Regions from separate parts of the Homo sapiens genome. Here region 2 is linked to region 1. The links are chromatin loops, found by intact Hi-C in ENCODE. Cell type or tissue: IMR-90. All regions are shown on one strand. Each heading gives the region's core, and the rest is flanking DNA. Links, peaks and the distances in the headings are about the cores only.

What was found. Hi-C counts contacts between places; a loop is a spot of excess contacts. Peaks named below come from ENCODE experiments on the same cell type or tissue, not always from the same donor. Only the 100,000 strongest peaks of a DNase experiment are listed, where the experiment ranks them.
Region 2: a loop joins it to region 1, with 3 times the contacts of the local background. A loop is called at or near these places in 4 of 110 quality-filtered maps.

What each region holds. Positions count from the first base shown.
Region 1 is chr3:169,986,953-169,998,577 of GRCh38, forward strand. SEC62 (SEC62 preprotein translocation factor) reads left to right here. Exons shown (of 8, transcript NM_003262.4): 7 at 1,288-1,407; 8 at 5,642-11,421. The coding sequence ends at 6,111. Among named protein-coding and RNA genes, the nearest start is that of SEC62, 26 kb to the left of the region's middle. In IMR-90, for the core only: no CTCF peak of the experiment used is centred there; no DNase peak of the experiment used is centred there; H3K27ac peaks cover 672 bases.
Region 2 is chr3:169,784,610-169,796,234 of GRCh38, forward strand. It overlaps MYNN (myoneurin), which reads left to right. Exons shown (of 8, transcript NM_018657.5): 7 at 13-99; 8 at 1,807-5,107. The coding sequence ends at 2,069. It overlaps LRRC34 (leucine rich repeat containing 34), which reads right to left. Exons shown (of 11, transcript NM_001172779.2): 9 at 11,605-11,625; 10 at 10,876-11,002; 11 at 8,394-9,229. The coding sequence ends at 9,026. Among named protein-coding and RNA genes, the nearest start is that of MYNN, 17 kb to the left of the region's middle. RefSeq lists an enhancer at 9,676-9,820 and a cis regulatory region at 9,748. In IMR-90, for the core only: no CTCF peak of the experiment used is centred there; no DNase peak of the experiment used is centred there.

The DNA.
Region 1 (11,625 bases), core at 1,695-9,694:
CTGGGCACTTGCCTCGTTGTCCCAAAGTGCTGGGGGTTTGATTTGTTTTTGATTTGCTTTTTAACGTGTGTATTCCAGGAGGTTTTATGGGGAAAGAATGATTTAACAAACAGAAAAAAAAAAAATAGGTAGCAGTTAAAATAAGCTTGGTCAATATGGTATGATAGGATCCCATTCAAAATAACTCTTTAAGGCTGGGCTCAGTGGCTCACACTTGTAATCCTAACACTTTAGGAGGCCAAGGCAGGGAGATGGCTTGAATCCAAGGGTTCGAAACCAGCCTAGGCAACATGGCGAAACCTCGTTTCTACAAAAAATTAGCCGGGTGTGGTGGTTCACACCTGTAGTCCCAACTACTTAGAAGGCTGAGGTGGGAGGATCACCTAAGCTCAGGAGGTCGAGGCTGTCGTGAGCCAAGATCATGCCACTGTACTGCAGCCTGGGTGACAGAGTAAGACTCTGTTTCAGAAAACAAAAAGCAAAATAACTCTTTTATAATAAGAGTACTAGTCACTTTGCTAGATATTTTGCGTACAATATATCATTTCATCCTCACAACAACCTTTGAAGAATAGGAAGAGACTTATTAAATATAAGGTAACTTAGCCTCAAAAGAGTTAAGTAACTTGCCCAGGGTTACATAGCTTATAAGTGATGGAGCTAGAATTTTAATCCTGGTCTTATTCTAAAGACCTAATAACCAGGCTTCTAATTTCTTATAATTCTTTCTTGTGTCCCCACTTTACTTGCAAAAAAACTGGAGACACTTGTAAACAGTTTCCCTAAGCACCAAAAAATACATCTGTAGCAGAAATCACCTGGGGAATCTTTCAGTCTGTGGATGTCAGAGCTCCACCCCAGAAGAAGAATCTCCAGAGAGGGGTCTTGGAAATCATTTTTTGTTGGCTTTGTTGTTCTGTTGTTTCTTTTAGCTCCCTTACTTAGTAGGCAAATATCTTAGTATTTTTTAAATAAAGTAGATATAGCTTGAAAAAGGGGGCAGTTGATAAATTAAGGAGGCAACAGTTTTGAATTTCTACATAGCATTTTTTTCTAATTATATGTAATTTACACTAATAAAAACTAGTTTAAGAATAGTATAAAATGTTAGGTTGAACAATATGAAATTGCTCATAATTGACCATTTTTTACCTATAAAAATGGCAATTTTATATTTCACTGTGTTTATGTTTCTCAGTTTTTCCCCCAGGGATATGTTTCTGTTAGTGCAGCCATACCATTTAAGTTTTTATTCTAAAATTTAACTTTTGTCATTTCTTGTTCCAGTGATTGCAGTAATAGCGGCCACCCTCTTCCCCCTTTGGCCAGCAGAAATGAGAGTAGGTGTTTATTACCTCAGTGTGGGTGCAGGCTGTTTTGTAGCCAGTATTCTTCTCCTTGCTGTTGGTAAGTATTGTTATTATAAAATTGACCTCAAGAAGGTTGGTATTGAGCAGTTGGACTGTAATTTGGAGCTTCAGTAAAGCTTAAGAAAAATTAATGGAGGTAAATCAAGAAATATATGGTACTACTTTCTGAGTCAAATCTCAAAACTCAGGCTTGGTAAGATGTGTTCTGTCTGCAGAAAAAGGATTTAATACATCTTTAAAAAAATTTTTTAATAAGATTATTTTTTATTGACAGATCATAATTGTATACATTTATGGGGTACAATGTGATGTTTTGGTGTATGTGTACAATGTGGAATGTTTAAATCAAGCTAATTAACATAATTAGCATATTGATCACCTTTCTTGCCTATCATTTATTGTGAGACATTTGAAATTTACTTATTTTGAAATATACCATACATTATTATATCTTAATCTGCAAATAGATGTGCTTTAAAAATTAGTTATGGCAGAGGCGTTTAATATTTTTGCAGTGGTAGATCATTTATTAGACATAATACTTTCAGTAAAACATTTTTTAATTTTGACTTAGAACAAATGCAACATCTAAATAATCTATGCATATATTTAATAAATGATTCTAAACAATTGATTTGCCATTTTGGGAAAAATCAATAATTTTCACCCAAGTACCAAAATACTAGATGCAATAAGGAGTTAATGTTTTAAAAATCAAATAGGAAAACATAAGTAAATGAATTTTCCGCATTTCTGGATGATTGGGGTCTTTCATAGATTATTTGTTTAGAGGCAGGGTCTTGCTCTGTCACCCAAGCTGAAGTGCAGTGGTGAGATCATAGCTCACTGCAGCCTTGAATTCCTGGGCTTAAGCAATCCTCCTGCCTCAGCCTCCCAAGTAGCTAGGAGTACTGGTGCATTTCATCATGCCTGGCTTTTTGTGGGGGAGATAGGGTATCACTCTGCCCAGGCTAGTCTCGAACTCCTGACCTCAGGTGATCTGCCCTCCTTGGCCTCCCAAAGTGTTGGGATTACAGGCGTGAACCACCACGCCCAGCCTCCTTCCTCTGATTTGGTAACCTCTGGCAGCAGAAAAATCCCCTGCTGGTTTTGCATGGAACACGGGCACATTTGTAGGCCAAGAAACAATATCTAAGCCTGTTTGAATTTAGTGTCAGTGTAATACCTGCATCAAGAAGGAAAAGTCATAAACTTTGATCTGACATTAGACATAATAAAATTGGTGCTTTTTGCCTTTCAAATTCCTGAAATTTAGAAACTCCTTGGAAATTTTTAGCAAAGGTTTAGCTCCACTGAATAGAATTATTCTACTTGCTTATTTTTAAATTAAACCAGTGTTCACAATAGTTTATGGTTATTATGTAGTTTTGCTGTTTAAAATATTGTTTCTTCAGTAGTCTCTTTAAATAAATTTTCATTGTAAATATGCTGTGGATTTAAATATGCATTATGAACCAAATAGTCTTCTGAATTATACCAGGAAACAAACCCAACATTTTATTTTGATTCTCTTAGAAAATGCAATTCCAAATATACTTTCAAATAATTAGATATTTCTTTTATATTATTCTTTGAAGTCTTTATATATATTATGTATATCGCATATAATATATATCATGTATATTATATATGAATATATATGATATATAGATATATGATATATCATAATATTATATATCATATATATCATATAATATATATCATATGATATGTCATATATATTATATGATATCTCATATTTATATGAAATATATTTTTATATATATTCATTTTTTGGAGACAGGGTCTTGCTCTGTTGCCCAGGGTAAAGTACCATGGCAGAATCATAGCTCACTGTACCCTCAAACTCCTGGGCTCAAGCAGCCCTCCCACCTTAGCCTCCTGAATAGCTGGGACTATAGGAGCATGTTGCCATGCCTAGCTAATTTTTTTTTTTAAAGTCAGGGTCTTGAAATATTATGTATTGGTCACAATTATATCTGGTGTTTCTTTGAATATGCATTATTAATAATGCCATTTAAAATAAAACCTTTGGCAGTTTTCTAAAATCTGTCGCTTTTAGCATAGGAATGTTATTATAGTACATGTCACAGCTTCCCCATAATTCTTCCCTTTTCACTCTCGGTAATCTAGTGCCACATAGCGAAAAACTGTAAAACATGAACATTTTGCCATACCATTTGTATGTGATAAGAAATTAGGTTAGTGCCATTTCTATATTGCTTTTTCTTTGGTTTGATACAAGATTTCATATTATGAATCATCTGTCTTACAATCCTGTAAAACCTATCATTGCATCATAATTGGAGAAAAAAATGTACAGCCTCCTTAAATTCATTATCTCTGTTTATCAGTGGAATTTATTCTTAAATCATAATTTTAAGCATATTTACCTTTTCCGTTTATACCACGAAAGATTCTAATGTGTACAGGAGTCTTTCAGAATATTTATATTCTTGTGAAAATAAAAATTGCTATTTTTAAAAGTCAAGACAGCTATAACGATTTTCTTCCATTTATACAAAGCAAAATAATGGAAGACACATAGATTAGCTTATTTCAGGCTTTATATGAAAACAGTGACAGAATTGTCTAAAGAAAACAAAAACCAAAACTCCTGTCATAATTGATTAGTCTGTAACATTCACATAATCATCATGACCTTTTAAAAAACAGGAAAAAATCACTCAGCTCTACATAATTGGTAAATTCAGAGAAAACTAAATATTGGGGTTTGTGATAACTCATTACTACAAATTTTAAAATTCAAATTCCATTTTTCTACAGTTTTTTCATAATACAGTGTTATAAAAGAGTAAACCTTATGTATTTAAGTGATCTTGCTTTCATTAACATTGTATTTTTCCTAATATTGAGAGGATTGGTCTTTAAGCAAAAATTACATAGTTTACCTAACTAATAAAACAAAAAGGTCAGGTTCAGTGACTCACAACTGCGATCCCAACTACTCGGGAGGCTGAGGTGAGAGGATCACATAAAGCCAGGAGTTTAAGACTGGCCTGGACAACATAGCAAGAACCTGTCTATCAAAGTAGGTAGATAGGTAGAGAGAGAGGGAGGATAGATAGAGAGAGAGAGATTAGATAAATAAATGATAGATATAGACCTGTAATCCCTGCACTTTGGGAGTTTGAGCCCAGGAGTTCAAGACCAGACTGGGCAACTTGGCAAGACCCCATCTCTACAAAAAATACAAAAATTAGCGGAGCATGGTGGCACGTACCTGCTACTTGGAGGCTGAGGTGGGAGGATTGCTTGAGCCCAGGAGGTTGAGGCTGCAGCGAGTCATGATTGTGCCACTGCACTCCAGCCTGGGTGACAGAGCAAGACCTTGTCCTCAATAAATAAATAAGAAAACAAGGATTAAAAGATGGAAACTTTCTAATACTGGGGTTCCTTATCCAGGGCTAATTTATCCTTTAGGCATAGTAAACGTGTGCCTTGGACCAAGATACATATAGGGGTCCACAGAAATATTTTCATTTTTATTTCTTTTAAATCAGAAGTAGTAATGTATATACATGTATGTAATAGCAAACCTATACAGTATTTTATTCGTGTTTATACAGATGTACAGAAAATATAGTCATAAATGTATAGAAAATATAATATTTAATAGTTTTTGTGGAGTAAGTGCCTTACAAAGGCAAAAGGGCCTAGGGCCTTGGGAAGTATGATGCAGCCCTGCTTTTCCTTCTTAAAGGCTTCCTTCCTAAACACCTTTCATCTCTTTATTTTATTCTTTTCCTACACCATGATCTTATGAATACTTAAATTCCCAACTGATTGCTATGTGTATTGAAGCATAATATCACAAAGTACATAAATCAGAAGTGTATATCCATGTAAGTGTACACCCAGATGGAAAAAAGAAGTAATTTTTTTCAGTGACATTATTGCATTGTGACCTCAAGTTCAGAGCAACATTCTGTGCCCCTAGAATACCGTGATAGCTGCTAAACTAGTCAGGAATTTTTTGTTTTCAGGCATGCAGTGGTGTAATTATAGCTCACTGCAGCCTCGAGCTCCTGGGCTCAAGTGATCCTCCCAAGTAGCTTGGATTAGAGGTTTAGCCACCACGCCCAGCACTAATCAGGATTTAAATATTAATATTTAAGGTGTATGAAATGTGCAGATAATAAAACTGTTTTCCCAGCTTTTTATTAACAAATACTCCCTTCTGAGGCAGTGTTTGAATTACTCAATTAGAGAAATTTTTCTCCCCACAGCTCGATGCATTCTATTTCTCATCATTTGGCTCATAACTGGAGGAAGGCACCACTTTTGGTTCTTGCCAAATCTGACTGCTGATGTGGGCTTCATTGACTCCTTCAGGCCTCTGTACACACATGAATACAAAGGACCAAAAGCAGACTTAAAGAAAGATGAGAAGTCTGAAACCAAAAAGCAACAGAAGTCCGACAGTGAGGAAAAGTCAGACAGTGAGAAAAAGGAAGATGAGGAGGGGAAAGTAGGACCAGGAAATCATGGAACAGAAGGCTCGGGGGGAGAACGGCATTCAGACACGGACAGTGACAGGAGGGAAGATGATCGATCCCAGCACAGTAGTGGAAATGGAAATGATTTTGAAATGATAACAAAAGAGGAACTGGAACAGCAAACAGATGGGGATTGTGAAGAGGATGAGGAAGAGGAAAATGATGGAGAAACACCTAAATCTTCACATGAAAAATCATAATCTGACTAATTTTGGGACTGAATGAATAAGTACAAGAGGTTGGATTTTCTATGTTGGCTGATTACCATATTGAACACATGGCATTTGTAGCATTCTTTAAATCTATCTACTGAAATGTATTTGACATTCAAGCAGTTATATTCGGTCCTTCATTTTATAGAATATTGGCACTATTATTGGTACAGTTTAAAGCCATTAATATGTTTTATCCATTTGATAATTTTACAGTAAGTAGGTCTCATTCATTTTGACAGTTATCAAAGATGTACTTTCCACAGTTAAATTTACATTAATGGCAATTTTTGATAGTTTTATGGCTTTTTACTGTTAGACTAATCAAAAATAACTTTAAAAGGAACAAAGAAACTCCAACATTTCACATTATGCATAGTTATGTAGCCATTTCACAGTTTCTTTAAGATGTGTAAACTCATTGTCCTTGATAGTTTTTATTTTTCATTATAAAATTATACCAGGAGATTTCTTTTAAGATTCTGAGTTAGCAGAGTTCAAAACTATTTTGTGGAAACAAGCCAACTAGTAACAATGCAGCAACACTTCTGGTTTAGCTAAATTATTTTTCCAATGTAGGAAATCCACACTGATTTGTACGTCTGACTGAGAGAAAGATGGTCGTCTCCAGCAGAGAAAGTGAACAGCATTTGTTGGAAGGTGATGGCTCTCCCTCCTCCCTCCCCATTTCATTGGCGTAACGTAAAGTGTATTCTGTACATAATTTACAAATAAAACATTTTATTTTAATTGTTACTTATTATTTAGATATTTCTCAACACTTAAATTCATAAAATTAAGACCATGTAAGGGTATGTTTTTAGAGAAATGGAAGTTTGAGTAACCCACAGAACATCTGTGATCTTTCTACAGCAGCTTCAGTTTTGTGCCAACATTCCATGTATTTTGAATATGAGCAAAAACTGATCTTAAGAGCAGACTTAAAGTAGCTTTGTACGCCTTAATGTTCATTTTGATTTATTTTAAATCTTTACATTCAGAAATGAGATACTGTATTATCAGACCAGGAGGCATTGCTGTGAAAGATAATTTCCTATTCTAAAATATCAAATTTAAAATAAAGATAATGAAAGAAAACATAAGAGAACTATTGGACTCTAATTGCTTTGAACTAGTTTTGCAGTTTGACTTTACGTCTTATACATCTTAGTTACAAGTCTTTGGAAACTCTTGTTTACTTATGAGCATAATCATTCCTTGGAGTTATACTAACTAATAATGAATATTAAATGATTTTTCTTCAGTCACAGTGAGAGCATCTTGCTTTGTGGTTGAAATAGGTAGTGTATGTCAGTCTTTGCTTTAGGCTGTTTCTCATCTAAGTGTTTGAATTAAAGATGTTAAATTTTTCTAATTGTGAAAAATATGTTTTCTGTATCGACACATTTTATTAAACTTGGCTTGATTGCTTCTTTATAGTAGTCCCTGTAAGTGGACATAAATGTGGCTATTTGATGTTAATGCAACTATGTCAAGGCTGCAATCACTTTAATAGTTTCTTTTTAGCAAATAAATGTTCATTGATGAAGTGCCTGGGTATTTTCCCGTCCCATTTGCAGAGCTCTACTACTTCATTTCCACAGTAAGCATATATATAATGATCACTTCTGAGTTTATCACCAGTAACATTGATACCTATTTTGGGGTATAAACATGGTGTTTTTCAGAAATAAAAATTATTTCATTAACCTTTACTATTACTGTGATAATACCCAGGCACTCAATATTCATCCTGAAATTTTTTATAATATATGTAATTTGTCTAGTCTTAAAGACATTTGGAGCATGGCCAACAGGAAGGTCAGCTTCTTACTGATGTGTGTGGATTCTTACAGAATGTTAGTACAAATTTTTATAAATATTTGGTGATCCCTGGGGGGAAATATCATTCTTACTATGGTTAGAAAGTGAATTAGAAATTTCAGCTCAGTTTCTATTTTACTATTCAAGTTGTGTACTTTAAACAAATATAAAAATCAAAAGGCTGCCTCTATTACAATCCTCAGTGGAATAGATGGCTATCTTTCTTGGCTAACATTAAATATTCTTGTACCAGAGCATGGAAAATCGTTTATAATTGTTAATAGAATGGCGATTTTTTTTTAAGAACTTCAGATTTGCTATGCTGCTGTAAGTAGAAAGCATGAAGCTTTTTGATCATGTAGGGCTTATTGTAGAGGGTATCAATTGGCCTAACTAAGCAGGATTGAATTTACCAGAGGCTAAGTTCAGATAGTAAGAATAATGCATATGTGATTGTTCTTAAAGTCAATGTATTAAATAAGGTATTTTTCCTTTTCCCTCTTACTGGATTTTTCAATTTTCAAACCATATGGCCTAGGTAACTTTAATTGAAATAATATAGATTTAGTTGAATACTATTCAGGAAGTAATAAATTTTAATATATCACATTGAAATTATGCAGTGGTGATGAATTTTGGTGTTTCCCCCCTCTTTCTGGTTTTACATCATGAGGATCAGTTAGCTGCTGACAAGAAAAGTCATCTTGTGTCTTTTGTAAATTGAATTTTTTTTTTAAATCTATTAGGAACTGGAAAACAGCAAGTATGGTTGATTCTCATTATTCAAGGTAGTTACGTTCTATAAAGTCACTGCGAACACTGAATTAGCAAATATAGAACCTAGGGGAAATACAAGGCTAGATTTCTGCAAGCCACTGGTCACATTTTCATCAAGCAGTCAACATGTAAATTTCTGTTGTAAAGACACCTTATTTAATATAATCGATTCATTAACATTGAAGTCATGACCAACAACACTGTAACTCATGCCTGAATGAAGCTTATCTGACACATAAGCTTCATAAGGCACACAACAGCCTTTTTACCCTTAGGAACAGCTTTTTGCCCTTAGCACTATGCTTGGGGGCCATTTTAAACAGTGAAATCAAAAAAAGAACAGAAATGCAAAAACCATGGCATTAGCGTAAAAAGGACACGTTTATAGTATGAAAGCTGGAACATGGCCTTGTTCAACCTCAGCTCAGAATATGTGTACAGCAAGTTTTTTGCTGTACCACAAAATTTTAGGTTAGGCAAATTCACAAATACGGAATCCATGAATAACGAGGATCAACTGTACTTAACTATATTTTAAAGCTGTGACATTTATCTACCTGGTTTATGGAATAGAATTTATTGCTGAATCATGCTCCAGTATTTGAGTGATGTTTTAAATATCCTATGTCTGAAAATAATTCCTCCTAATTGTGTGGTAATTTGCTTTTACTGTTTCCACAGTATTTCAGGTCTTTGCTCATTCACTCAGTAATACTGAGCACTTACCATGTACCAGAATTTTACTAGGCACAACCATGAATAAAAATACAATTCTCTTGCACCATTAAATAGTGTGTTAAGTGCTACGGCAGCAAATTGCTACATGTGCTGGATATCTCTTGTTTTCCCCTCCAGCTCCACTCTGCTCTTGCCCACAAAGCTGACCCGAATGGACCACAGCAGTGGGCTCCTATGCCTCCTGGCTTCTGAGTGGGTTTGGCCAAGGAGTGTCCTGGCCAGAGATCAGAGGATGGTAGGGTGCCTATTCTCGGCTCTTCTCCTGGGGTTGGGGGGCTGCCTTAGCAGCCAAAGGTCACTTCTCCCAAACTCCTTCCCTGCTTTCCAGGTTGCCAGTCCCTGCACTCTTCCTTTCTGGCCAAGGATGATGTCAGTTCTGCTGCTACTAGCCTGGAGTTGCAGAAGCTACTGTGCTTCCTCTTTGGGTAGCCTATACCTATACTTATCTCCTCATAATATCTTCATGTAAAGAACCATCTGTTTCTTATTGGAATCAAGACCAATACCAAGGAGAAATTCCTAGGGAACAAAAATTCCAATGAGGAATTGACCTCTTTGTCAGATCCTTATCACCAAACATTAGAAAAGATCTCATAACTTTATACAGCATGTTGTAAGCATTTTGATAACTAAAATCCTGTTCTAGTGAATGTCATGCAGATAACTACACAAGGAGATTAATTTAAATTTGCCTTCTTTGGCAAGCCCTTAAACCAATGGCTAAAGCAGTTAGTTGTGAGTTTCTGAGTAGGTCCCAATGCGTTTATTTCATTTGTCCAACCTAGCACAGAGATCCTTTGATACTTTAATTGCATGGCTTTTCCAATCAGACGAAATTTCAGTCTGAGAGAGGACATATTTTCTGAGGTTTATAGTTTTAGGATTGTCCAAAAGGCCTATGATCTCTTCTTAGCATGACAGAAAGAGGGAAAGATAAGTTAAATTTCAAGGGGGTCATATCATCACACTTTGGTCTTATTTCATTTTCAATGATTTCCTAGATCACTTTAACTTTTTTGTGTCATGGACTCCTCAGAATAATGGGTTTTTTTTGTTTGTTTGTTTGTTTGAGATGGAGTCTCACTCTGTCACCCAGGCTGGAGTGCAGTGGCGAAATCTCAGCTCACTGCAACCTCCGCCTCCTGAGGTTCAAGTGATCCTCCTGCCTCAGCCTCCCAAGTAGCTGGGATTACAGGCACATGCCACCACACCCAGCTAATTTTTGTATTTTTTAGTAGAGACAGGGTTTCACCGTGTTGGCGAGACTGATCTTGAACTCCTGACATCAGGTGATCCACCTGCCTCGGCCTCCCAAAGTGCTGGGATTACAGGCATGAGCCACCATGCCTGGCCAGAATAATGTTTTTAAATGCAGAAAAGGAAATGCATGGGGTTACAAGGGAAACGAATTACACTGAAGTGTAAGCTACCAAATAATTTATGATGTGGTAGTTATAGGTGTGCATTTAATAGCCAGATCTACGAGTGGATGTAATAACTGCTATGATGTTGAAGTAGCATAAAACATATATTAGATATCTGCAACAACTGTGATGTAACATGAAAATACCTGATTTCTGTTGACAAAGTTACTGCTAGTACAACTGTGGATTGTTGTCTGCACTCGTCATTGAAGGAAATACTAAATTTTAGTTTTAGGCTAGTGAAATTAAAGTTAATTTTTCCCATCCAAGTTCATGTATCTTCTGAATTCTATCCGTGAATCCCTTAGAGGTCTGTGAATTGTAGGTTAAGAACCCCTGCCCTAGCTAATCAGATCCACCAATGTTTCAAATAGGACTATAACTTATTCAAAGGCCAATGATACTTCGCATAATTCAATTTTAATATTATTCACATTTCATGTCACAAATTTAGTAAGTTACATGTGTTATGTGATGTTTTGTTTTGATAGATTATATCTTACTCCTAAATAAAAAGTCAAGATTTTTGTAGCAACTTCTATTTATTTTATGTATTTATTTATTTTGAGATGGGGGTCTCCTTGCTCTGTCACTCAGGCTGGAGTACAGTGGTACAATCACGGCTCACTGCAGCCTTGACCTCCTGGGCTCAAGTGATCCTCCCACCTCAGCCTCCCAAGTAGCTGGGACTACAATTGCATGCTACCACACCCAGCTAATTTTATAATTTTCATAAAGA
Region 2 (11,625 bases), core at 3,626-11,625, 200 kb before region 1:
TTTGTTTTTCAGGAGAAAGACCATTTATCTGCGAATTATGTGGAAATTCTTACACAGATATTAAAAATTTAAAGAAGCACAAAACAAAAGTCCATTCTGGTAAATGCTTGTGTTTTGTTTGCTTGTTTGTTTGTTTTAATTTGGTGCTCATATTAGTGCTATTCCTTAAAATGCTGAGATGAGATTTACATTTAAGCAGTTTAAATTAGATGTCTATTTCAAAAACTAGGTATATACATGTGAGGAAAGTAGCTTTTTTGCAGAAACATTCACTCTGGATTTTTCATATTGAATCTCTTATTTAAAAAAAAAAAAAAAAAACTTGAAACATTTCCTCCTTTGAAAACCTGACTTAATAACAGTCCCAAGCATGAAGGAACATATAAGCAAGCTATGTGTCACTGTTTCCCATACTGGAGTCTGGATAACTCAGGGTTTACTATGGTTATTATGAAAAAAAAGGGGGGGGGGGTGGTGTTATCATGAACACTAGTCCAGAAATGTTTAAGAGGAAATAGGGAAACAGGTAGCCCTACATTGTTATAATATATAAAAATGGAAAGCCAAACAACAAGTTTTGAGTCTATTGGTTAAAGTGAATTCTTGAAAAAGTTTCCCTGTGCTTACCATTTTATTCCGTCATTATTCGACATGACACTAGGCCCTTCTGGTGTGTAAATACTTAAACATCGTAAGTATTAAGTTAGAAACATCTAAAAACTGCAGTAAGTCATTAATTTAACCACTTGTTAAATTTCTGTAAAGTGTACTTTCAGGGAATATGAAGTTAAACAAGGCATAGTTCTGGTACTCAAAGCACTTACAACCTGGTGTGCGAGACCAGAAACCTAAATAAATAATTAAATAAACTAAATAAATAGGGAAAATGTAGGGCATAATCGACACAAAAGTGCTAAAGAAGATACTATGTTTTTCTGAGGTAAGTACTAAAAAAAACTTAATTTTAACTTGAAGGATGGAGAAGAGTTCAAAGATGGAGATGGGAAGAGAGGATTCATTCCGGGCAGAGAACACTGTAGAGAGTCAGTGGGACAAGAAGGAAACCTTAGCTAGTTGAAGTGAAGAGTAGTTTGGGAAGAATACAGATAATTACAATTTTACGAAAGCAGTTTTGTCTGCGTGACAAGGACGGTGAAACCAAAATCATGTCAACACTTTAGAGTAACGGAAGCATGTTAAAGCCATTGGAAAATTTGAAGGCAAAAGTACATCTTTAGTCAGTGTGCTGATTGCTCCCTTGAGTAGAGCAGAATTTCTCACCTCTGAAAATATATGAAAGTGCCATACATACTGTTCTGAACTCACAGAATAATATGAACAACTTATTAAAAACATTCAGTGAATGAAAAGAGTATTTCTTATCACTGTTTAATATTTTGAGGGAGTTAAAGAAGTATAACGACATTTACTCTCAAAGAATTTACAGTCTGGTTGAGGATTCAAGGCATACCTGAGTAGAATGTTAAATGGCAATAAGAGAGATAGATGCCACAAGGCAGTATATGAAAATTGACAAATGTGTGATTAAGCCGATATAACAGCTCACCCTGTTTCATTCTTAATCAAGTCCATTTTTTTAAATGGAGTTGGTGCTTGAACTTAACCTTGAGGCCCAGATTGAATTTACATAGATAGTGAGGAGGGCATATGTACAAAAGAGAAACCGCTTGAGTAAAGGTATGGTGGTTGGAATGTAATTTCTGGGAATGGTAAGTACATTAGTCTACCTCAGGGGTTTAGTTTTGTTTTAAAGATAATGTAGATTTTTTTTTCCTTCCATTCTAGGTGCAGATAAAACTCTAGACTCCAGTGCAGAGGATCATACTTTGAGTGAACAGGATTCCATACAAAAAAGTCCTTTATCAGAAACTATGGATGTGAAGCCTTCTGATATGACTTTACCATTAGCTCTTCCACTTGGGACTGAGGACCATCACATGCTTCTGCCTGTCACGGATACTCAGTCTCCTACATCAGATACATTGTTGAGGTCAACTGTGAATGGGTATTCAGAACCACAGTTGATTTTTTTACAACAATTATACTGACTTTGTAAGGAATATGGAATTGCTAAGATATCATTGGTAGCAAACATCTCTGGTAAGGTGCATATATTCATATTAAATTCCCATTCATTTGAGTTGTGACCATTATTTTTCATTCACTGAAGTAAAAGCACCTGATGCTGCATCACAACTGCAATGTTTGTTTTTATTTTTGGCTTTATGTCTATACTCCACAGAGAGCTTTTTAAGTAATGAATTATGTAGCACTATTTTGGGTGGATGAGTTTTATTTTCTTTTAAAGCTGCCTTAATTCCATTTTTATTTTGCATTTTAGAATTGCCCTTCATTTACTAAATCAGCCAGTTAATGTGATTCAGTTGTGACCTGTGGGATTTTAAAATTTTCCTGCCCTCATAATTTAAGCAAAATCCACGATAGTATCAGCCCAAGAGTGTGTTGCTATTTGTAAGCCCCATGGATCAATACATAAACTATGCATAAAAATAAAATTTCATATTTTCGCTCGTAAAAATTTAGGCGCTGAATAAGAATTGTGCTATTTCTCTATTAATATATTGTTAGAAATAACTTTTCTAATGAAACAAAAATGTTTCTCAAAATCTAGAAAAGTGCATATAAATTTTTGTTCATTTAGAACTGAGTATTCTGGAGAAAACCAATGGTCAGCACTTTTGGTTTGAGTTATCTGAGATTGTATTTTCAAAATGAATTTTAAGTAGATATTTGGTGTTTTTATCTTGTCAAAGACAGTTTCAAAATTTGATTCAGTTTATGTTTTATTCCGTTCTAAAATATTGGAGATGAGGAAAATGTACTTGAGTTTTGAAATATTTTGGTAAGCCTCTCTTACTCCTGTTATGCACTTTTTAAAATAAATACTGAATTCCAGAAAGAATTTTCTAGATATAAACTTAATGCATACTAGAAATCACTTGGCTTCTAAATTTGGTACATTATATTGCATAAAGAGTTAAGAAATTAACCTCAATTATAAGTAAACATTTTGAGTTACCAGAAAGCCAACTATAGTTAAATATTTTATATCTGAGTTTTCTATAAGTTTGGGGTTTGTTAATTTTATAAATTAAACCACAACTTTTGGTGGTGGTTGTAGTTTCACAATGGTCCTTTTCCTTCCAAATGAATGTAGAAAATTCGTTATTATCCTGATATTTGCACCACTCATCCCCATGCCACTTTTCCCACATATTAATTTATTTCACTGCCTGATCTTTGGATATGAAATTATGAGTTCCACAAAGTCAATTTTTATAGTGCCAATCAAACAGCATGGTGATATTCTTTTTCTTTTTTTTTCCCCCCACAAGGCTGTTGTTCAGTGTGAGATGACATCATTTCTTATTTCTGCCATGCTGTGGCTTTTTTGTGTTCTGCTTTTAAACTACACCTGTAGTACAGTTAATATGTTTTTTATTGGTATTGATTTCTTTAATTCATTAATTTTCTCTATTTGGGACCCAAGTCATAAGAACCAATTAGAGGACATAATAAAAACACTTAATGCTTGTAGTCTGTAGAGATCTTCACCATTTCACAGCACACACATTATTTTCATAATAAATTGCCACTGGTGGGACATGGGACTGACTTATTTGAATAGAGTTTGAAATACCACCTTTGTATGATGCAAACAATATTTGATTATTTTATCTAAGAAATCTATGCATGTGTATCAAGTTAAAATAGTGGGTTTAAATACAATTTACAAAGCATTAGAATGTTACCTAATCTCTTCTGGGTTAAATGTGATAGGAATGTATTGGAATGTGAAGAAATTATAGAAAATTAAAAGACTCAGCCTCTTTAGGAAGTTTGCTAAAATGGAGAGGTTATGTTTAATTTATTTATATCTTCGTTAATCCAAGCATCTAATGAACAAAAAACTGCTACAGTGACGTCATAATTCTATAAGGGCAATAGTTGCCAAATTTCCTCTGGTATTATTAGCATTCTGCCTTTGCATAGATTAGCCTTCAAATTTATTATTTTTAGTATTATTTGATACGATTGAAGTGGCTAAGATTGATTGAGCTTTTCTTGATCACATTTTCTGCTTCTTAGCTAAAGTAATTTTATTTAAATTGACATGGCTTGAGTTGTCATCATTTTCTGCTCTTCTAGAATGATGTGTAGAGAAAACTTGAAGATACTATCCCTTCTTTGGCATTCTTCTCTTAATGCTATGCTATTATTTATCATAATATGCATATATTTAGTTGTATCTGGTATCATTCTAACACTCATAACTACCATTTTAGTTAAGTCCAACTTTATATTTGTTACAATGCAGTGTTTTGGGAAAGGTCTATTAGTAATTATTTAAGTATTACATATTTTTATGGAAGTCTTTAGAAGGTGAAGATCTTACTGAGAAACTATTTTCTAAATAAATTTAATTTTCTTTTGTATTTGTATCAGATCATGCCTACTGTATGTTAGATTTTAGACTATTTTAAAAGAAACCGTAGATTATATAAAAATTTTTTTGCTGTTTTTAAATGGCATTTGTCTTATGTTTAATTTCACAGGATGATTTTGATAGACAAATTTTAGAAAACCTTTTTTCAAAGGTAATGGTTCTATCAGTTTCATTCCAACAGTAGCTAATTTCTGTGTTTCAGTCCTACAGAAATTGTGTGAGTAGTTGAAATAATGTACATGTACTAGTTTTTTTAAGTATTCTAAATAGTTCTAACATTTAATGCATATCAGAAACATGCTTAAGAAATAACAATATCCAGGCCCACCCCACCTATTGAATCAGACAGTTCCCAGGGCATATATATGCTGGGGAAGCCCCATAGGTGATTTTAATGTATACCAAACATGTAGAGTCTCACTCTGTTGCCCAGGCTGGAGTGCAATGACGTGATCTCAGCTAACTGCAACCTCTGCCTCCTGGATTCAAGCAATTCTCCGGCCTCAGCCTCCTGAGTAGCTGGTACTACAGGTGCGCGCCACCACACCTGACTAATTTTTGTTAGAGATGGGGTTTCATTCTGTTGGCCAGGCTGGTCTCGAACTCCTGACCTCAGGTGATCTGCCCACCTCAGCCTCCCAAAGTGCTGGGATTATAGGCATGAGCCACTGCGCCCAACCATGAACTACTATCTTAAACATTTCCTGATGTTCTACCTTTGGGAAGCAGTTTAAAATGATGCTCTTGAATATAATTTTCAATATTTTACCTGGAAATTTTGAGTACCTAGAACTTTTTTTTTCTTATTATTATTATACTTTAAGTTCTAGGGTACATGTGCACAGCATGCAGGTTTGTTACATATGTATACATGTGCCATGTTGCTGTGCTGCACCCATTAACTCGTCATTTACATTAGGTATTCCTCCTAATGCTATCCTTCCCCTCTCCCCCCAACTACCTAGAACTTGACTAGAAATACCATCAAGTAAAATTCTTTAAATTCTACATTTTTACTCGTTATTTATGGGCAATATTGATATGTACTTATTACAGCATTAATTTTTTGAGATAATAATTATAGTCTACTCTTCTGTCCTCTGCAACTCCTGCCTCCATTCATTCAAAAGAGGTTTGCTGTACAGAGACTCCTTGACTTATGGGTTTATCATAAGTCAAAGAGTATACTGAATATGTATTAGTTTCACACATTGTAAAGTCAAGAAATCATAAGTCAGGGACCATCTGTATTTGTTTAAGAAATTAGATAATTACCATGTAAACACAGTATTTAATTTCATGAAGAATTTACTAAAATAAACACCATGGATGTGAACATCCACATATTTGGATAACAGTATCTGGCCAGTGTTTCAAATGCTGGGAAAAAAATTCAAATCAGAATGCATAAAGCTGCAAAGATGATAAACTACCCTTAAGTTTACAGTCAAATGGAGATGCCAAGCATAAATATAACTTGCAATAAGACAAGCCAAGATGTTGAGTGTTATAGTAGGGGAAGGCAAGAAAGGAACTGCTGAGCAGTCAACAGGAGTAGAATGGACAGAGAAACAGCCATTGCTTACCTGGATAGGCAAACGAGGAGATGGCTGATGGAAGAATTTGCACATAGCTGATGAAGAGGGAACTAGGCAGAATGGAGAGAAAGCATTAAGTGGAGAGGAGATAGAGGTCAGAGGCATCTCCAGTACTACACCTATACCATCTTGAAATAGTCCTCTACCCATATCCTGTGCTGAAGGAGTGAGATTAGATAGCCAGGTTTGTAACCTATGTCCTCACGTGCCAACCACAGTTGCGTGCTAGAGGGTGGGGATTAGACAGCCACATAGGTAACACATGATTCCATACTGGTGACCACAGCAACAAGACACTTCACCAGGGAAAAACAATTCATAGGCTAGACTGAGCTGGTAAGATTCTTTCTCACAAATTTGAGCTATGAAATTCTGAGACAATCAGATAATGATATACGTATAAATGAAAAGATCATTTTAGAACTGGCCTTGAAGTCAGTGAAGCAAGCTAAAGTCTAAAGGAAATGATGAGTAAGCAGAGAAAGCTGATCTATAGAGCAAAGTTAGGGAATGAAACAGGTTTGCAGAGCCAAGAGACTGCCCTAGAGAGATCAGAAAAGTGGCCTTAGTTTCTGGCTCTGCAGTCCTACTGAGGTGATGCAGCCATGATTCATTTTCTGCCCCTGGATGCCATTGATTGTGGCTGTTGTATCCTTATGTTAAATCCCCCTTTTCTTAAACAGGCTGAGTCACTTTCTTTTCCTTGTAATCAGGCAGCCCCAAATTGGACACCTAAGCTTTGATCCTTGGTGATTGAGAGGATAGTGATACCATTGACATCAAGATAAGTCAAGGAGCATGTTTAGAGAAGGGAAGCAATTTTGATGTACCGAATTTGACTGGTGGTGAGATATGTAGGAAATTTCTGGTAGTGGTTGGAAATGGGGCCTGAACCAGGAGATGTTAAAACTAGAGATACAGATCTTGCAGCTAATAATTTATAGAAATGATTAAGGCAGCCCTGGGAGATGGTATAGGAGAAAAAAAGATGAGGACAGAATTTGGGGGAAAATTCATTTAAAGGATAAGCAAAGACGGAAAAGAAGATGGAAAGTGATAGCAGAAAGGAAGAAAACCAAGGTGGCACACATTTTTCAGAGGCAAAAGTGGCTTTGTAGCAGTCACATGGTACAGAGAAGTAGGATGTAAATCTGAGACAACATTGGGCTGGATAATTGGAGCATGATGATCCTTTAGAAGGCAGGTACAGTATAATAGTGGGAGCAGAAACCAGATGGATATGGTTGTAGTAGATATTAAGAAGACATGATGAATGATAATACTATAGAAAAGTTTGAAAAGGAGAACGTTTAAGACAAATGATCATTATTTTCCCAAATATCTGAAAAGCACATACTGCTTTATTTTTTGCTTTCAAATTTGAAACATTGTAAAATGATGAGTATAATATGATCTGCAACAGTGTAAGGTGAAGCAGTCTTTGAACTGGGTCTTAAAGGATGATTGCTAAGAGAAAAATGAAACAATACATACAATATGATTGCAGATTTGCTCTTTATAATTTAGATGTGCAGAGAAAATGAGAGTTTTCCTATGGAACTTATATGTCCTTCCTCTTGAGCCCATACCCAGTGGTAAGTCTGGAAAAAATTAACTTTTAGTTTTAGCCAGTTTAAAACCTAGTCTGATATAAAGGGGATAGAATTTATATCTTAAGGGATTTTAAGGTAATGCTTAATCTTTTGGAGAAATGCTGTTTTATTTCTGCCTTTTGTCTTTCTAAAATGGTGTCCAGACATATCATACAAGACAGGGGCATCAGGGTAGACAGAGTCTTTGTGGAGCCCTTCCATTCTCTGGGTTAATTATACTGACCTCTGTTGTGGCAGGCAGCAGCTTATAAAATAAGTAACAAGTCTTTCCTAGTCTGGTCAGAGTCCAGTTGTCCTTGGCTGAACTGACTTCATCTCAGTTCTTTTGGATGCGGAAAACTCTCTGAGGCCCTATCACCTGCAACTCTGCCTCAAGCAGCAGTGTAGGTCAGGTTACAGGTTTACCACCTGCACCCCACTGTAAGCTCAAGGTAAGCCTACTTGCTTCTCCTTCAGCCATCTTCTGAATCTCCCTTTGGGGGAATATGGGAACTTGTGGGTCTCTTCTATAGCACACAGGAAGAGACAGTAGCCTGGGAAATCAAACTCTTTCCAGAATCTGGTAGACATCCTACTACCCAGCATGTGAGGAATACTACAAAGCAATGAAAAGTGAACAGACTACTGCTACATGAAACAACATAAATGAATCATACTAATATAATGTTGAACAAAAGAAGCCAGACACAAAGAGAGTGTATACTGTATGCTTCCATTTATATAAAGGTCAAGAACAGGCAAAACTACTCTGTGGGGTTAGAAGTCAGGATAGTGGTTATGAGAGGAGAGTGGGAGAGCTGGCAGCACTGGCTTGTTGGGAAAGGGGTATGTATATGTTTATATATATTTGCCTGTATTTATGAAATTGTTAGTAACACCTGTCTGTAACACGTAAATAGGATAGGTAGAATACTTTTTCAACTTCTGAACTTTGAAACCCTTTGAAAGTCACTGGTAATTTTCTACCACAAACCTTTTTATTAATACTACTTAATAACTTTCAGTTAGATACCTACAATGACCTTTACTTGTACGCTATTTCACTACTTGGTTATATTTTCATTATAAAAAGAAATTTAGTCTAGTTCCTTGGTCTCTTTCTCCAGGGTTAGAATTTTAGTCTCTATATTGTAAAATTTCTTTTAAAAAATTACCCTACTCAGTTTTTCACAATAGACAGTTATACAAAGTTTAATACAGTCATTATCTTTTACACATTTGAAAAAAGTAACTTGTTTTAATTTATAAAAGAAAATAGGCTATAGAATATTAATCTCTGTGAAACAATAAGACAAGTGTATGAAAATTATTTTACAGCTACTTTTTCATGGCTGTTGACCTACTGGAACAAGAGCAAAACCTGCATTAGATGAGTGGTCATAAGATTCTCCATAAGTTGATGTCCAATAATAATGCTTTTTAAGGCCATTGGAGACTTCTGCAAGATATACACGTCCATCTACCACAAATGGCTCCACATCTGTATTGTCTGGTTTTAGACAACCCATTTGAATTAAGTCTGAATATGCCTAGGATTTTTAGGAAAAAAACTATATCATTAAGAAAAAATGTATTCAATTTACAGTGCTTACGGAAATTTAAATATTCAAATTAGCTGTGCTAATTTGTAGTTTAAAATAAAATATTCTGAATAACATTGCTGAATTTTAATATTTTCCAGGTATTGTAAATAGATTTTTATTCATTTAATTACACAGAATGAAATTATAATATTGCAAAACTTATTTCTAACTTTTAATGTATTAGACATGTTTTGTCATTTTGTGACTCCTAGAGTTGATTTTCTATACTACCAATTTTGTGGACCAAAGCTCCTATGGTCAAAATTTTCAAGTCCCACAGATGTTCATAAATTGGAATAGGTAGGGGGGCTCGGTAGGAGGCCTATTGTATACATTCTCAAAAATCTGCTGATAGCTAGTTACCCATTCCTCAGAAAAATTAAGGGAATCCCAGATTTGGACATACAATTATATAGAGTTCATGACCCCCCTGAATCTAATCTACAGATTTAGGCTAAAACAGACAATTCCATAGTATTGGATGCGGACCTATTAATTATTTCTTCATTGTAGAATTTTTATACTTTTTTTTTTTTTTTGAGACAGAGTCTTGCTCTGTCGCCAAGCTGGAGTGCAGTGGCACGATCTCGGCTCACTGCAACCCCTGCCTCCTGGGTTCAAGAGATTCTCCTGCCTCAGCCTCCCGAATAGCTGGGACTACAGGCCCAGCGCACCACCACACCCAGCTAATTTTTGTACTTTTAGTAGAGATGGGGTTTCACCATGTTGGCCAGGATGGTCTCAATCTCTTGACCTCGTGATCCCCCCGCCTTAGCCTCCCAAAGTGCTGGGATTACAGGCATGAGCCACGATCCTTAGTATCTATGTAACAGAGTCATACAAATACGTTGAACTGGTTTGTCAGTAAGGTTGGCAATATGGAGAAAGATGGAAATTTAGACATTAAAAGATTTAAAAGTCAAGTTGGTTTTTGCTTTAGCTTGTCATTCATCATTAGTTCCAGTTCCAGACTCAACTTATTCAGCTACTGATGTGTAGAACCTAAAGAATTATGGATGTTTTTCTAAAAGTAAGGGTTGGTTTTTTTGGGAGGGTGGTTTAGACAACACTCTATGTTTTATTACTCTTTTTAGTGGTGGAATTTTTGTTAGTCCTTTTGCAAATTTTGAGAATTTTAACATCTACTTTTTCCCCCTCGTTCTTTCCAAATGAAAACTGTTACCATTATTTCTGTTTTGAAAGTAGTATCAAAGGCTGTCTGTATTTATGTGAGCAACATGCCAAATATTTTGATAGCTTGTACTCTATCTCTCCCATTCCATATTTTGGTATAATTATTAGGGAGCAGATCAGAAATTTTGCTACATCTGATCAATAATTATGATTTTTCTTAACCTTAGAGGAATTAGAACTGTGTCATTCAGTGATGTGTAATACTAATACATAGTTTTAATATCTTTGGTTATTTGAACCACCAAACTCTCTAGTAGTTAATTTTAAGACTTATGTTAATTATCAAAACTGCAGTGTCTCACTGTGTAACCATTTCTGAGGCACCTGTAAATAATATCTGATGTTACAGAGATGATCCCAGAAAAAGCCTTCAGTGAAGGAAAAAACTTAAAACTTACTATACACGTAGCCTCATCAAATTTGTTTCCCCAAATGTAGATATGAGAGAAAGTGAGATTTGTTTTCATTGATTGTGAAAGTGCAACAAGTCCTTCTCCCTCTATGTTGTTGCTGACTACTGACAACCTGAAACCAATAATTCCACAAGGAAAGAATACAAAAATTAGCAACATTTATTACAAACACTTTCTTGTGTAGTCTTAGCATTATTCTTCAGTATGTTGTAATGTAGTGGTAAAAATACTGACCATTTAATTCCTAAAATCCAAGAAACTTAGTTTTCTAATTAGATCCTTAAGGTACTTAGTAGAGCTAACTACATTTTGAAAGTCTTCTGTTTTATATTATTCAGTAAATGTTTGGGTGGATAGCAGATATATTTTTCTGGATAAATGCATCCAAGTATTTTATTCTTTAGTTCATTCTTACTTTTAAAAGTCTTGATCATATTGAATGCTTCTGAGTTTTCTATTAGAATTCAGGATAAGTAATATAAGCAATGCAAATTTTCTCATTAATTTGAAGGAATCGTTAATAGAATCAGTCTAATTGTAAAAGACATTACATTTGAAAAATAGAAATGTAAATGTTTACTGTAACTTAATACTATGTCAGTTTAGAAGCTGAGTTTTCATATTTCATTATAATCTTAAGAGTTAAGGGGATTGAGGTTAGTATTTAAAAATTTGCTTTTCTGTTATTTTGATTAAATATAAAACCATACTAACGCTTTAAGACTCCTGTTGTGT